Linked DNA regions of Homo sapiens: region 1 is linked to region 2. Evidence: chromatin contacts called from ENCODE Hi-C data. All regions are on one chromosome and are shown on one strand. Each heading gives the region's core, a stretch centred on a gene start or an enhancer-like site at or near the end of the contact. The rest is flanking DNA. Distances are from core to core; before and after follow the strand shown. Region 1 overlaps NDUFAF5 (NADH:ubiquinone oxidoreductase complex assembly factor 5). Region 2 overlaps SEL1L2 (SEL1L2 adaptor subunit of SYVN1 ubiquitin ligase).

What was found. A loop is a pair of places that touch in the nucleus more often than their neighbours do. Pooled maps may share reads with other maps.
Region 1: a map of psoas muscle shows a loop between it and region 2 (2.1-fold over the local background). The contact joins two enhancer-like sites. A Hi-C loop is called at or near these places in 2 of 168 maps with a recorded cell type or tissue (psoas muscle and sciatic nerve) and 4 of 50 pooled maps.

What each region holds. Positions count from the first base shown.
Region 1 is chr20:13,818,392-13,824,248 of GRCh38, forward strand. It overlaps NDUFAF5 (NADH:ubiquinone oxidoreductase complex assembly factor 5), which reads left to right. Exons shown (of 11, transcript NM_024120.5): 11 at 1-3,189. Among named protein-coding and RNA genes, the nearest start is that of NDUFAF5, 36 kb to the left of the region's middle. Within about 2 kb of position 1,685, at least 3 of the 41 ENCODE cell types and tissues checked have a DNase peak (open chromatin) inside an H3K27ac peak, as active enhancers do.
Region 2 is chr20:13,853,617-13,860,456 of GRCh38, forward strand. It overlaps SEL1L2 (SEL1L2 adaptor subunit of SYVN1 ubiquitin ligase), which reads right to left. Exons shown (of 20, transcript NM_025229.2): 18 at 5,646-5,818. Among named protein-coding and RNA genes, the nearest start is that of NDUFAF5, 72 kb to the left of the region's middle. Within about 2 kb of position 3,880, at least 4 of the 41 ENCODE cell types and tissues checked have a DNase peak (open chromatin) inside an H3K27ac peak, as active enhancers do.

The sequences.
Region 1 (5,857 bases), core at 435-2,934, 37 kb before region 2:
TTTAACACAAAGTAAACCTGTGAAGTAGAATTTGGCGTTTTGTTTTTTGGGGTTTTTTTTTTTTTTAGCTTAATTTTCAGAACTTGAAGAGAGAGAACAACAACAAAAAACAAACTGCGCTAGCCAGGTGCAATGGCGCATGCCTGTAGTCCCAGCTACTTGGGAGGCTGAGGCAGGCAGGAGTTCAAGGCTGCAGTGAGCTGTCTGTGCCACGGCACTCCAACCTGGGCAAAAGAGGAGACCTCATCTAAAGAAAAATCCACCAAAAACCCTGTGTTTTAAAGTGCAAACTGATGATGGAGGAATGGGTAAATTCCAGGGGTCTATATTTCCAAAAGGACATGTGTTTTTGTGCACTAATACTTGTTTTTGAAGAACACATCTCAGTGTTAAGTGGCTGTTGCTGAGGAAGGGGACTGAGGAACTGGGTGTGTCTGTGTCATTCTGTTTGAATGTCTGTCAGGGGTATAGAAACTAGGAGGGAGACTTGTACTTTTCACTTTTTAAACTTCCTGTAAAATTTGAATTTTCCAAGCAAGAATATTACTTTTGCTTATTTAATGTCAACGGAATTATATGTGGATGGTGGGGTGGAGCTAAGGATTACTCTACTCTGGCTATCCCAAAAAAAGCTCCATTTGTTTAAAAAAATTAAGTAAATCAAACACAGCTAATTGAGGACCCTTATTGTTTAATGTGAGTGATTGTAGTGAAAACACTTATTTTAGTGTGTATAACACTAGTGAAATTATTTTTGTAGTTAAATCTGCTGGAAGTGTGCTATTAAGCTTTTATTGTTTGGAGCCCTCAGGAAACTAATTTTTCTGAATAACCACATTTTCCAAATGATTAAGAGCTCATCCTTTTAAGCAATGAAACTTTTAAAAGGTCTTTATCAAAAATTTTTCATAAATGTTACATTCTTAAATGGTATATGATAAATAATCATCTTTTTTGTTGGTTTATTTTTTTATTTTTTATTTTATTTTATTTTTTGAGACGGAGTCTCGCTCTGTCTCCAGGCTGGAGTACAGTGGCGCAATCTCGGCTCACTGCTGCCTCCGCTTCCTGGGTTCAAGTGATTCTTCCTGCCTCAGCTTCCCAAGTAGCTGGGATTACAGGCGCGTGCCACCACGCTGGCTAATTTTTGTATTTTTAATAGAGATGGGGTTTCACCATGTTGGCCAGGATGGTCTCAATCTCTTGACCTTGTGATCTGCCCACCTTGGCTTCCCAAAGTGCTGAGATTACAGGTGTGAGCCACCAGGCCTGGCCAATAACCATTTCTTGATAACCCCACAGATAATATCATAAACTCAAGTTGTCTGTATTGCTTCTTCCCAGACTGGTCCCAAGAATGCTGTGGTTGGTTTTGTGTCTTTTCCAGCACTTTTCTTACTTGCTGTCAGTTGTCAATCTCAACACCTTGACCAAAATGAACTTTCTTGAGTCATTTCTTCTCTGTTTAGCTATAAGATTAGAATTCATACTGAAAGATTTCTAGGACTTTTGTATTAAGGTAGGAAAGAGGAACTAGGTTCTGGGAGAAAGACTCCTTTGGAATAAAATTCATGAGCTTTATTGGTTCCTTTAACAGATCTTCATTGAGTTTCATGTGCCAGGCATCCAACTAGTCTCTGCTTTTATAGTTGTCAGTCTGACAGGGCTCTAGTATGTGCACACCGTGACACCTGTTGGCTGCCAGGAGACTGTTTGGCTTATTTCCTGGTTCTTAGCAATATTCCAGGTTGGCCTGGAGAATTCCAAAGGTAAATATGAAAATGTATACCTACAAAAGAATTTTTGCTTTATAGGAAGAATTTGTAGGATTTATTGAGATGTAAGCTACCTATATACATCAAGTATGTGATATGATTGTAAAAAGTTACAGAAGTGTGTGAGTCATGAAGTACCTGTGAGGGAAGTTTATATATTTTTTCAAACTCTTTTAGTACCATTTTCATCCACTAGGTGGAAGCAATTACAGTATGACCTGCATTAAAGACATGTACAGTTTTTTGGCCGGCTGCAGTGGCTCACACCTGTGATCTCAACACTTTGGGAAGCTGAGACGGGAGGATTGCTTGAGCCCAGGAGTTTGAGACCAGCTTGGGCAACGTGATGAAACCCTGTCTCTACAAATAAAAAAAAAATTAGCCAGGCATGGTGGCACAAGCCTGTGGTCCCAGCTACTCAGAAGGCTGAGGTGGGAGTATTGATCGAGCCCAGGAGGTCAAGGCTGCAGCAAGCTGTCGCACCACTGCACTCTAGCCTGGGCAACAGCAAGACCCTCGTCTCAAAAAAGAAAAAAAAAAAGTACAATTTTTGTATTGATTATGTATTCCTTAAGTAGGAGTGGAATAAAAGTATTTTACCGTGGATTGGCTTCTGTGAAGGAAAGAAGTGAATATTAGTAGATATTTGGAAAAAAGAAAGATAGTTGATGCAGTGATTATTATTCTGTTCCTTTGTAAGTTACCATTAGCCTCTCTTGCTTAAGAAATATTTTGAGCTTTTTTGGGGAGGGGTTGTGGTTAATGATGTGAAATTAATCTTCAGGAAATTTATCATAAGCAGACTTGCCTTTTCAGATATTGGTATATTTTAATTCTCTACCTGAATACATACATGACAGTTATTTTACCATGCTGGTTTAAAAAACATCAATTTGAAAATACTAGAAGGTGGGGTGAACACTGATAAGTTACTGTTAACAAATAAGAAAATAATGCTTTGCCATCTGTGGTGGTTTTAAAATCTATCCACAAATTTTTGATATGCTTCTCTTTAAGACGGGACACTTCATTCCCCTCTAAGTACAGGCTGAGTTTAGTGATTCCCTTCCAACAAATAGATGGTGTGTCACTTCTGAGACTAGGTAATAAAAGGCATTGCATCCTCCTTACTCTCTCTTGGATCCTTCACTCTAGGGAAAGCCAGCAGCCATATTGTAAGGCCACTCAACTCCATGGAGAAGACCTAGAAGTGAGGAGCAGAGGCCTCCAGCCAAAAGCCATGTGAGGGAGCCATCTTGGAAGCAATTCTCCAGGCCCAAACTTCAGATGACTGTGGTCCCAGCCAATGCATTGACCACAACCTCATGAGAGACCCTGAGCTAGAACCACCTAGCTAAGCCACTCTCAAATATCTTATCTACAGAAACTGAGATGATAAATGTTTGTGGTTTAAGCAACTGTGTTTTAGAGTAATTTGTTACACAGCAATAGATAACTGATACGCGATACACTGTCTTCAGGAGGTGTATTAGGGTGGGCAAGGTATTCTGAGTTGTTATTTTCAGCATAAAACATAGCCCCCTTATTTACAATTAGGTAAAGTTAACATAAACTGTATTACTTTTGTTCTCAGAGAACACCAGACCTGAAATGCTCTTGCCTGGAGGTTTGATTCCATGATATCTTGAAATGGAACTAACTTCCCACATTAAGTTTAGTAGGCCTCAAATTTTCTTTCCTGGGAATATTAGGATAAATTTTTTGGAAGCCTCGATGGGCTAATTTCCAAATGAAATCAGAGAATTTGGGAAGACCATGAGAATTCAGTGAGCTACATAACTGCACACAGATTCTTCAGCCAGTTCCCTTCTGCCGTAGCTGTTGAGTTGCGACAGCTCATTAGGATGGACTGTTGACACTGCATACTTGTTACCAGGCTCACAAATGAGTACAAGGATGTGGAAATAACAAGGACTCTTTAAAGCCAGACTTGATCGTACATTGTTAGTCACTGCTAAAACCAGGCAAAAGTAAATTGCCTGCACTTTGAAAGTGGCCATTGTAACCCGGCCAGTGTCTAGACTCTTCATTCAGGAATCACACGTTTGGCCAGGATGCCCGTTGCTAGTTCTGTCAGAACAGGTCTGGTGGTAGAATATCAGGAACACTTACCAGGTGTACTGTTTTTGTGCTCAGAGTGTTTGTGCTCAGATTGTGAGTGGGAGATTGGGAAGAGGAGAATTCCAAAGAAAGACTTGCCAGTCTGCCATAAAAAACTATGGAAGTCAAAGAAAGGTCGGGGACTGGGAGTCAGGTGGTCTGGGTTTAGTGCTGGTCCTGTTTGTTCCTAATGCTGGGGCAGACTCCATCTCTCTGACCTCAATATCTTCATCTGTAAAATTACAGGTTTGCTAATTGGTGAGTCTCAAAGGAGGCTACCAGCCTGCCTTTCACGTTCCTGAAGGGCTTTTTCAAACACTTCCACCTTTCTCTCCTTGGTTGAGAGTCACAGCCAGAGGGAGCTCATGTTAGAGGTGGGAAATGGTTGCGAGCCATTGGACAGGATGATCTCAGAGGAGCTTTTCAGCCTGACCCCAGAACCTGGGTCCCAAGGCAAAGTGGACAGGAAGCCCTCCCATCTTTACAGTTTCTCAGACTCTGTTGACCTTGGGGACTTCTTTTCCCTTCAAAGTAGACTTTGACTTCCCCTGAGGATAAGATTTAAGAAGGAAGCACAGCATGATTTACTTTGGGTCCCTTAATCTTTAAAAAGTGAGTCAGCATGCTGGGGTTTTTTGGGTTTTTTTGTTTTTGTTTTTACTCCTGGGCTTAAGCTCCCAAGGAGCTGGGCTTACAGGCATGTGCCACGATGCCCAGCTCAATAATGCATTTTGTTGTTGTTGTTTGAGACAGTCTTGTTCTCTCGCCCAGGCTGGAGTGCGGTGGTGCCACTTCGGCTCACTGCAACCGCCGCCTCCCGGGTTCAAGTGATTCTCCTGCCTCATCCTCCCAAGTAGCTGGGATTATAGGCCTGCATCACCATGCCTGGCTAATTTTTGTATTTTTAGTAGAGACAGGGTTTCACCACATTGGCCAGGCTGGTTTCAAATTCCTGACCTCAGGTGATCTGCCTGCCTTGGCCTCCCAAAGTGCTGGGATTACAGGCGTGAGCCACCGTGCCTCGCCAAAGAATGCATTTTCATTTTTAAGTTTCTGGGTCACAAAGGAGGGCCCCAGACCCTTATATGTCCAGCATGGATAGCCTTCTATATTTTCCATGGAAGATGACATTTTCTCATAGGCACCAAGCATTCAGCATTTGGGAAGTGTCCCTTAGTTTTGCACAAAGTTCCCAGTTACTTGTCTAGGTGACAAGTCCTGGCTGCAGAACAGGAAATGCTCAGGCTTCAGGTGGCAGCACTCTGGAGGGCCAAGTGAAGAAATAGATACGAAAGTACTGGTTGTCCATGTAATTTCCTGAGGAGCCAGCTGAACACTCATGGTTCTCCACAAAGGAGGCTTCTTTGAACCTGTACACAGTTGTTACGGATTGGTAAAGCCCTCTTGAAGGCGCCCTTACTGTGCTCTCACCAGGCAGTGTGCTAAGCCTTAGATATCCATTCTCAATTCACATTTCATCCTCAGTTCCCTATGAGATATTAGTACTATTGTCCCCATTTGTTAGATGAGGAAACAGGCTTAGGTTGTGACTTCTCCAAGGTCACATAAGTGACAGAGACAATTTTGACTTCAGTCTTGTATGTGAAGGGAACAGTACAATTAATGATTGTAGTGTGCTGCCTTCTTTGCAAGTCAAAACCTTCTGTGAGCTCCCAGCCTTTCTTCACATCCTCCCTTCCACCATACCCTTGAACACTCCAGCCGCATATTAGAACCAGTCAGGTGATTGCACCCACTGTCTCCAACACTTGCTCAGCCCCGTCCTTGAATCCTTGTCCCTGCAGAACTGCCTGCACTCCAAACTCTTCTGGGTCCCTTCTACTGGGAGCTGTCACCCTTCATATCCAGCTCTTTTTTTGTCCCAGGCCATCTTGAACTTTGGTTAGTTCCATCTCCTTTAGCACTTTGTACATCATTTCCTGTTCATGAATTCTGCCTCT
Region 2 (6,840 bases), core at 2,630-5,129:
ACAATTCTATAGGACAGGTGATACTATTAACTTCACTTTGAAAATGAAGATATTGAGGCACAGAGAGAAAGTCACTTACTCAAATTTATATGACTTGCAAGTGGCAGAGCAGGGATTCAAATCTCAGATTGTCCCTAGGTTGTCTGCTTCTAGTATTCTCACTTAATCACTAGGCCACAAAGTACATTGTGGAATAGTATACCACTATACAATAACGTATATAACATGGCTTCTATTTTGGAGCATTCTCGTTACTTGTAGAAATTTGTTCTGTAACTAATAAAGCTATACACACACAAAATACTGTTTGTGCATATTTCTGATTATTTCCCTAGATGATAGATGTTTATTTCATGAAAAGTTATGATCATTTCTAAGAAATGTGTTTTCTGTCCTGCCATATTTCTGAGAGGGCCATTTTAAATACCTAATTTTAACTTATCCTTTCCAGAAAATAATTCTGGTGTTTAAAGCTTCAGCTGTAACACTCCATGGGTGGTCAGACCAGACCAATGAGAAATAAAAATGCATTGTGTCATAATCATTTTTATTTTTGACAGGTCTATTGATAATTTATTTGGTAGATGTGGTTTTGTTTTCTCTGCAGAATCCAAAAATACATGTTACCTAGTAGGTCTACATATATGTATTTGAAACTCTTCCCCAAAGGATAATTTCCCCCACCTTTCTGCCATACTTTAGAACAGCTTTCCTATCCATTGTCTTTAAACAGGCCTGATTTCTTCCATGTAAAAAGGTTGTCATATGTTTCTCGTACTCCATGGTACAAAAATATTTTTGAACAGGACCTGGCAGTGCTGATTCCCCTACCTGAGTTAGCTGGTAGGTATGTTAAAGAGGTAATCTTTAACATACTTATGGTACTTTATTTTTAATTCTTTTCAAGTGTGCGTGTGCCTATACATGACTGTCATTTTAGGCTTAACTATAGCTATGGACAAGTCTCTTCTGTAGTGGACTGTGAGCTCTTTGAAGGCTGTCTTGTTCTTATTGTATCCACAGAACCAAGCACAGTGCTTCCTGATATAGGAAATAGTCCTTGATAAATATTTGAGTGAATAAATAAATGAATGAAAAGCAGAGTGCAATACCATGATGGTTTAGAAGTAGATATCTTTTAAATCTGGGGGTTCTAGCCAGGTGTGGTGGCTCACGCCTGTAACCCCAGCACTTTGGGAGGCCAAGGAAGGTGGATCACGAGGTCAAGAGATTGAGACCATCCTGGCCAACATGGTGAAACCCCATCTCTACTAAAATACTAAAATTAGCTGGGCATAGTGGTGCGTGCCTGTAGTCCCAGCTCCTTGGGAGGCTGTGGCAGGAGAATTGCTTGAACCTGGGAGGCAGAGGTTGCAGTGACCGAAGATTGCACCACTGCACTCCAGCCTGGTGACAGAGCGAGACTCCGTCTCAAAAAAAAAAAAAAAAAAAAAAAAATCTGGGGTTCCTTGAGGGATTCCTAGAGGAGATGACATTGGAGCTGTTCTTTGAAAAATGGACTAGTCTTCAATGGGCATAAATATGGGGTAAGATCATTCCAGCAAAAGGATGATATCTCAGGAGGGCTCAGGTCAAGGTCTTTGAGGGGAAGGAATAAGTAGCCTAGAATCTATATAGGGCAAAGTGCTATATCACACCACTATTACCAAGGTAGGCTAGGTCACTGGGGGCTTTGAATGTGGAATAGAAGTCTGGACTTCATTTAGCAATAAAAAGTAAATAAGATTCTTTTTATTTGTATGTTTGCTTGTTTGTATTTTTTGGCGGTTTTATTTGGGGGAGAGGGTAGGATAGAGGGGTGGGTAGGACGGAGGAGGTAAAGGTTATACTTTATCAAGAATGACCTGTCAGTGCTTTGTTAGATGAATTATTTATTAAGATAATGCTATCTGTAACAAATCCCCAAATTTTAATGGCTTAACACAATAGAAGTTTATTTCTCCCCCATTCAGCATTCCAAAGCGTATGTTCCTGGTTGGTGGTGAATTTTTTTCATGTGGTAATTGTGGGGCCAAACTCCTTCCATCACCTGGTTTTGGGGTCCCCTAAAGCCTTTGTATCTCCTGGCGCCTTCAGCCAATGGATGGGAAAGAGACTGGGGGCAGCCACATCTACTTCTTGGCTGCCTTAGCCCAGAAATGACACCCTTCACTTTCACTTCCACTTCCACGCCCTTGCGAGAGCTAGCAGGTGGATCCAAAGGAGGCTGGAGAACATAGTCTTTGACTAGGCAGGTGCACCCCAGCTACAAGTCCTCACTATGGATGGGGGATTGCAAATCTTTGGTGAACAGAGTCATCTCGGTCACAGATTTAAAGGGAGAACACTAGAATTGAAGACCCCTGAGTAGTCTTTACTACAAGCTGAGGTGAGCAGAAAGTCAGACCTGAGCCAAGGTACAGACAGAAAGGATGGCCAGGAGGGGATGGGCAACAGGCTTTGTTCATGGTGCAATTTCCGAAGTACTTACAAATCAAGTATCAACTGAAAAACTGTTTCTTTGTTTTTTGGGGTTTTTTTTTTTAAGAGGGAACCTCGCTCTGTCACCCAGGCTGGATCTTGGCTCACTGCAACCTCTGCCTTCGGGGTTCAAGCTATTCTCGTGCCTCAGCTTCCCAAGTAGCTGGGACAATAGGCACATGCTACCTTGCCCGGTTAATTTTTGCATTTTTAGTAGAGACAAGATTTTGCCATGTTAGCCTGGCTGGTCTCAAACTCCTGACCTCAAGTGATCTGCCCACCTCGGCCTCCCAGTGTGCTGGGATCACAGGCGTGAGCCACCATGCCTGGCCCTCTGAGAAACAGTTTCATAACAACTTGTGTGTGAATGCTTGTGTTTCTGAACTACTTCAGGTCCTCTCCCAGTTCCTCCCCAGGCATTATTCAGTGTTCTCAGAACAATGATGCAGTCACTCCCATTATTCATTGTTCCCAGAACAATGATGCAGTCAGTGAGACAAGGAGCTCACTGGCTGAGACGCTTCTCAGTGAAGCTACTAGGATAGCTCACCTGCATCATCGCAGCCCCAACTTCCTTTTTGAAAGACAGATGATAAAAATAATGACCCATATTTTAATATTGATTTACCAAGAGATGATTTATACCTTTCTTCCCCAGAGGTCTTAAATGTCTGCATGTTTATAAAGCATTATTCCATATCACCTTCTTTGATTCTCAAAGACACTGTGATAGTGGTATTATACTCATCTTTCTCACTAGTTTGCATGAGGATTAACTAATAAAGAGGATTGCAAAGTGCCTCATTGAAGAAATGCTTAATTACTTGATGACTTAACTGCTGGGAAGGCCTATTCTCCTACTCTCTTTGCTTTCATTAGAACAAGCTTTGGGCTTTTAATTATCAGGATATTCATTTTAAGAATTAGAGAAGGTGATAGCACCTTGTAAATTTGACTCTGAGATGGCAAGATACCTCTGGATACTCAGTTATTATTTTTGTAATTGCTAAACAAAAGAAACCAAATAAAAACAAAGGGCAATGGTCCCTCATTAGCTCAGCCTAAAATTCTCATATCCAAGTGGGAGGTTAAGAGTAGTCCCTGATTTTTTTTTTTTTTTAATGTAGAGACTTTCTGTAGGAAAAAAAAAATAGACTTGTGACTGAAAGAGACTGCTCAAAATGAACTACCCATGATTTAACAAGAACCCTGGTAGAAAAGAACAGAAAACTGGCCAGAGAGAAACTTAAGTGTTTTCCTGAATGTATGAAACGTGTGTCTCAACAACTACTATTTGACATTGTGAAGGAAGTGCTTAGGAAACAGATCAGTGGTGACTCCAAAGAGGAAAACCAAACCCTCTGACAGTCCGCCAGCTGGGCACTGGCCAGCAGTGTGCCTTTCCCAGCATTGCTGGCTCTGTGTCCTGAGAGGACACCTGCCTGTCCCCAGGGACTCAGGCAAAATGGCCTCACCTAGGTGCGAATACAGCTGTCAGGGCAACCAAGTCCTTTTTGAATAACATGGTGGTGCCAAGGATAGGAAAGCTAACATGAATTTAACACATGGAGTGGGGTCACTTTATCCCTTCTATAGACAGTGCTTCTCCCATATTATTATGTTTTGCATGAGGAATGATGAGTAGAGAAAGGCTTTAATCTTATTGAAGCCTTACTTAGCAGTTGCTCTAATTCCCTTCTGATCTAAATAGCAGTCATTCTACATACTGTTTGACTACAAAGCCCTTTCATAAAATCTTATTCATTTTATTCTTAATGCCTGGGGCAGGGCAGATATCTGTTTTACTGAGGTGGATAATGGGTGAGGGGCCCAGGGATGGCTAAATAACATCCCAAGAATTATCCAATTTAGCTATCCATCCTGTCCCATTCTTACCCACATTTTACAAACATGGGAAGCTTACACTGCTAGAAATGGGGCAAACAGACTGGATTTGGATTTGACATTCTTTCCACTGCTTAGGGTGCCAGGGCTAATGAAAAATGATCAGCCAAAAGGCAGGCTGCAGGGGAGGACAGGATGGCAGGGATCCATACCGCTGAATAAGAAGCCCTTGGCTTCACTGTGCACCACTAGCAGTTCTCAAATAGGAAATTCCCTACCAATAATTCTCAATTACTAGCACAACCGGAAGAAAGAAGAGCGCATAGGAAAGCCGATAATTCCCACGTTATTTGGCTCTAGAAACGCAGCCAGGAATGAAAAGCTCACATGCTTGACCACCAAGAATGACTCACTGCGAGGCCCACTCTTTCACCAAAAAACAGGGTCAGATAGGGCTGGGTTCAAATTCTGGCTCCACCATTGACGAGCTCCGCAAGCTGGTTGGCCAAATGACATAACCTCTCTGCGCTGTGGCTTCCTGATGCATACACAGTGGATAGTTCTAGGGCTTATCTCGTTGAGTGGTTGTGTGATGTAAATGACAGAAACGCATAGCCCACTTAACCCAATGCCTGGCTATTATTATCGTTATTGATACTGAATACATCTTTCTCACTCTGTGACACCCTGATGTCATCTTCTGCCTTAATTACTCACTGTCTAAGAGATTTACTCAATACCACCTTGCAGTGCTGGCTGTTTTTCTAAGTGAATATGACTCATCGCCTCAAGTCAAGTGTAGTCTTGGGGGACTGGAGATTCACTCTCTTTGGCCTTTCTAGAGTATCCAGCACTGGGTCATGTACACAGTAGGTGCTTCATAAGACTTTTCTGGATTAATACCACCTTGGTATCCAGCTCTGGTCTCTTTTCACTTTCTCCTTGTTCCTGAGAGCTTGAGAACCAGTGGAAATTTTAATGGAAAGAAAGGCCCAGAGGTGAAGGAAAATGGAGACAGGGCCTACTGGAAAAAGCATGTGCTGCAAAAAGCAGGAACTTACTAGTTGAATTGGCCTAGACTAGATCTCTTCTACTCACCAGTTATGTCCTTGGCATAAATGGAGAAAATAACTTCTATCTCATAAGGTTCATATTAGGGTAAGTAATATGTATTGGCACAAGGGATGGATTTGGCAAATGTTAAGTCCTCTCCTTCCTTCCTCTACATTGATGACATCAATGAAATTCAAAACATTTACACATTCTGTCTTCTCACACAGCTGTCATTACTAGGTTTGAATTATTACCAGCAAAATTACCTTTGTGATGCCTAAGCCGTGTTCATACATATAAGCCAGATTGAACATGGCTTGCGCGTTGTGGTATTTGTTGGCTGCAATGCTGTAGTGTGTGGCTGCTGTTTGATAGTCTTTCTTAGTCCCATAGCCATAGTAATGGTAATCTCCAATTTTTACTCTAGCAAATGCATTGCCTGATAGAAATATTAGAGAAAAAAGAATCATAACTCAAATGATTCATGTATAGTTCTCAGGAATTCAACCTAGTAATCTTGTTTCAGTCCTTTAAAATATATATGTATCTATAGCCAAGTATAAAAAGGAACCAAAAACACTCAGAACCCCAGAACTGGAATTAGATATACTTTATGGAATACAAATATAACACTCAATGCTAACTGTTTTCATTATAGCGTAACATCCATGGTATAGTATGCATGTTTTGTTGTTGTTGTTGTTTGTTTGTTTGTTTGTTTTGAGACAGAGTTTCACTCTTGTCACCCAGGCTGGCAGGCTGGAGTGCAATGGCACATTCTGCAACCTCTGCCTCTCAGGTTCAAGCGATTCTCCTGCCTCAATCTCCCAAGTAGCTGGGATTCCAGGCGCCCGCCACCATGCCCGGCTAACTTTTTTTTGCATTTTTAGTAGAGACAGGGTTTCACCATGTTGGCCAGGCTGGTCTTGAACTCCTGACCTCAGGTGATCCACCCGCCTTGGCCTCCCAAAGTGCTGGGATTACAGGCGTGAGCCTCCGCGCCCGGCCAAATGTTCTTAAAGAACAAAAACTTACCAATTTTACCTTTTAATTTTTTTAAGTAGATTAACTCTTGGGAAGTTGGACCCCATCCCTCCCATTCTCAGACGTCACTCCTGAAGCTCTGCTCTCCTGCGTCAACAGTGTCGCCCTCTTTCCCAGATCAATCCTGTCCGCCATTCAAACACGCTCTGGCATCTTCTATGAACAAAAATAAACCCTCTCTTTATCCTGTGGTGTCTCCTTCTAGCTCATGCCCCATTTCTCTGTTCCCCTTTACACTGAACCTTTTCAAAAGTGTGTTCTATACTCACTGTCTCCAAAGCTTCACCTCCCATGGACTCTTCAACCCACTCCAAACTGGCTTCTGCCCCCTTGCCCGTGAAGCTGCTATTTTGAAGGTGGTAGATGACCTCCATGCAGCCAAATCCATTGCCACATCTCTGGCCTCATCTTACCCGA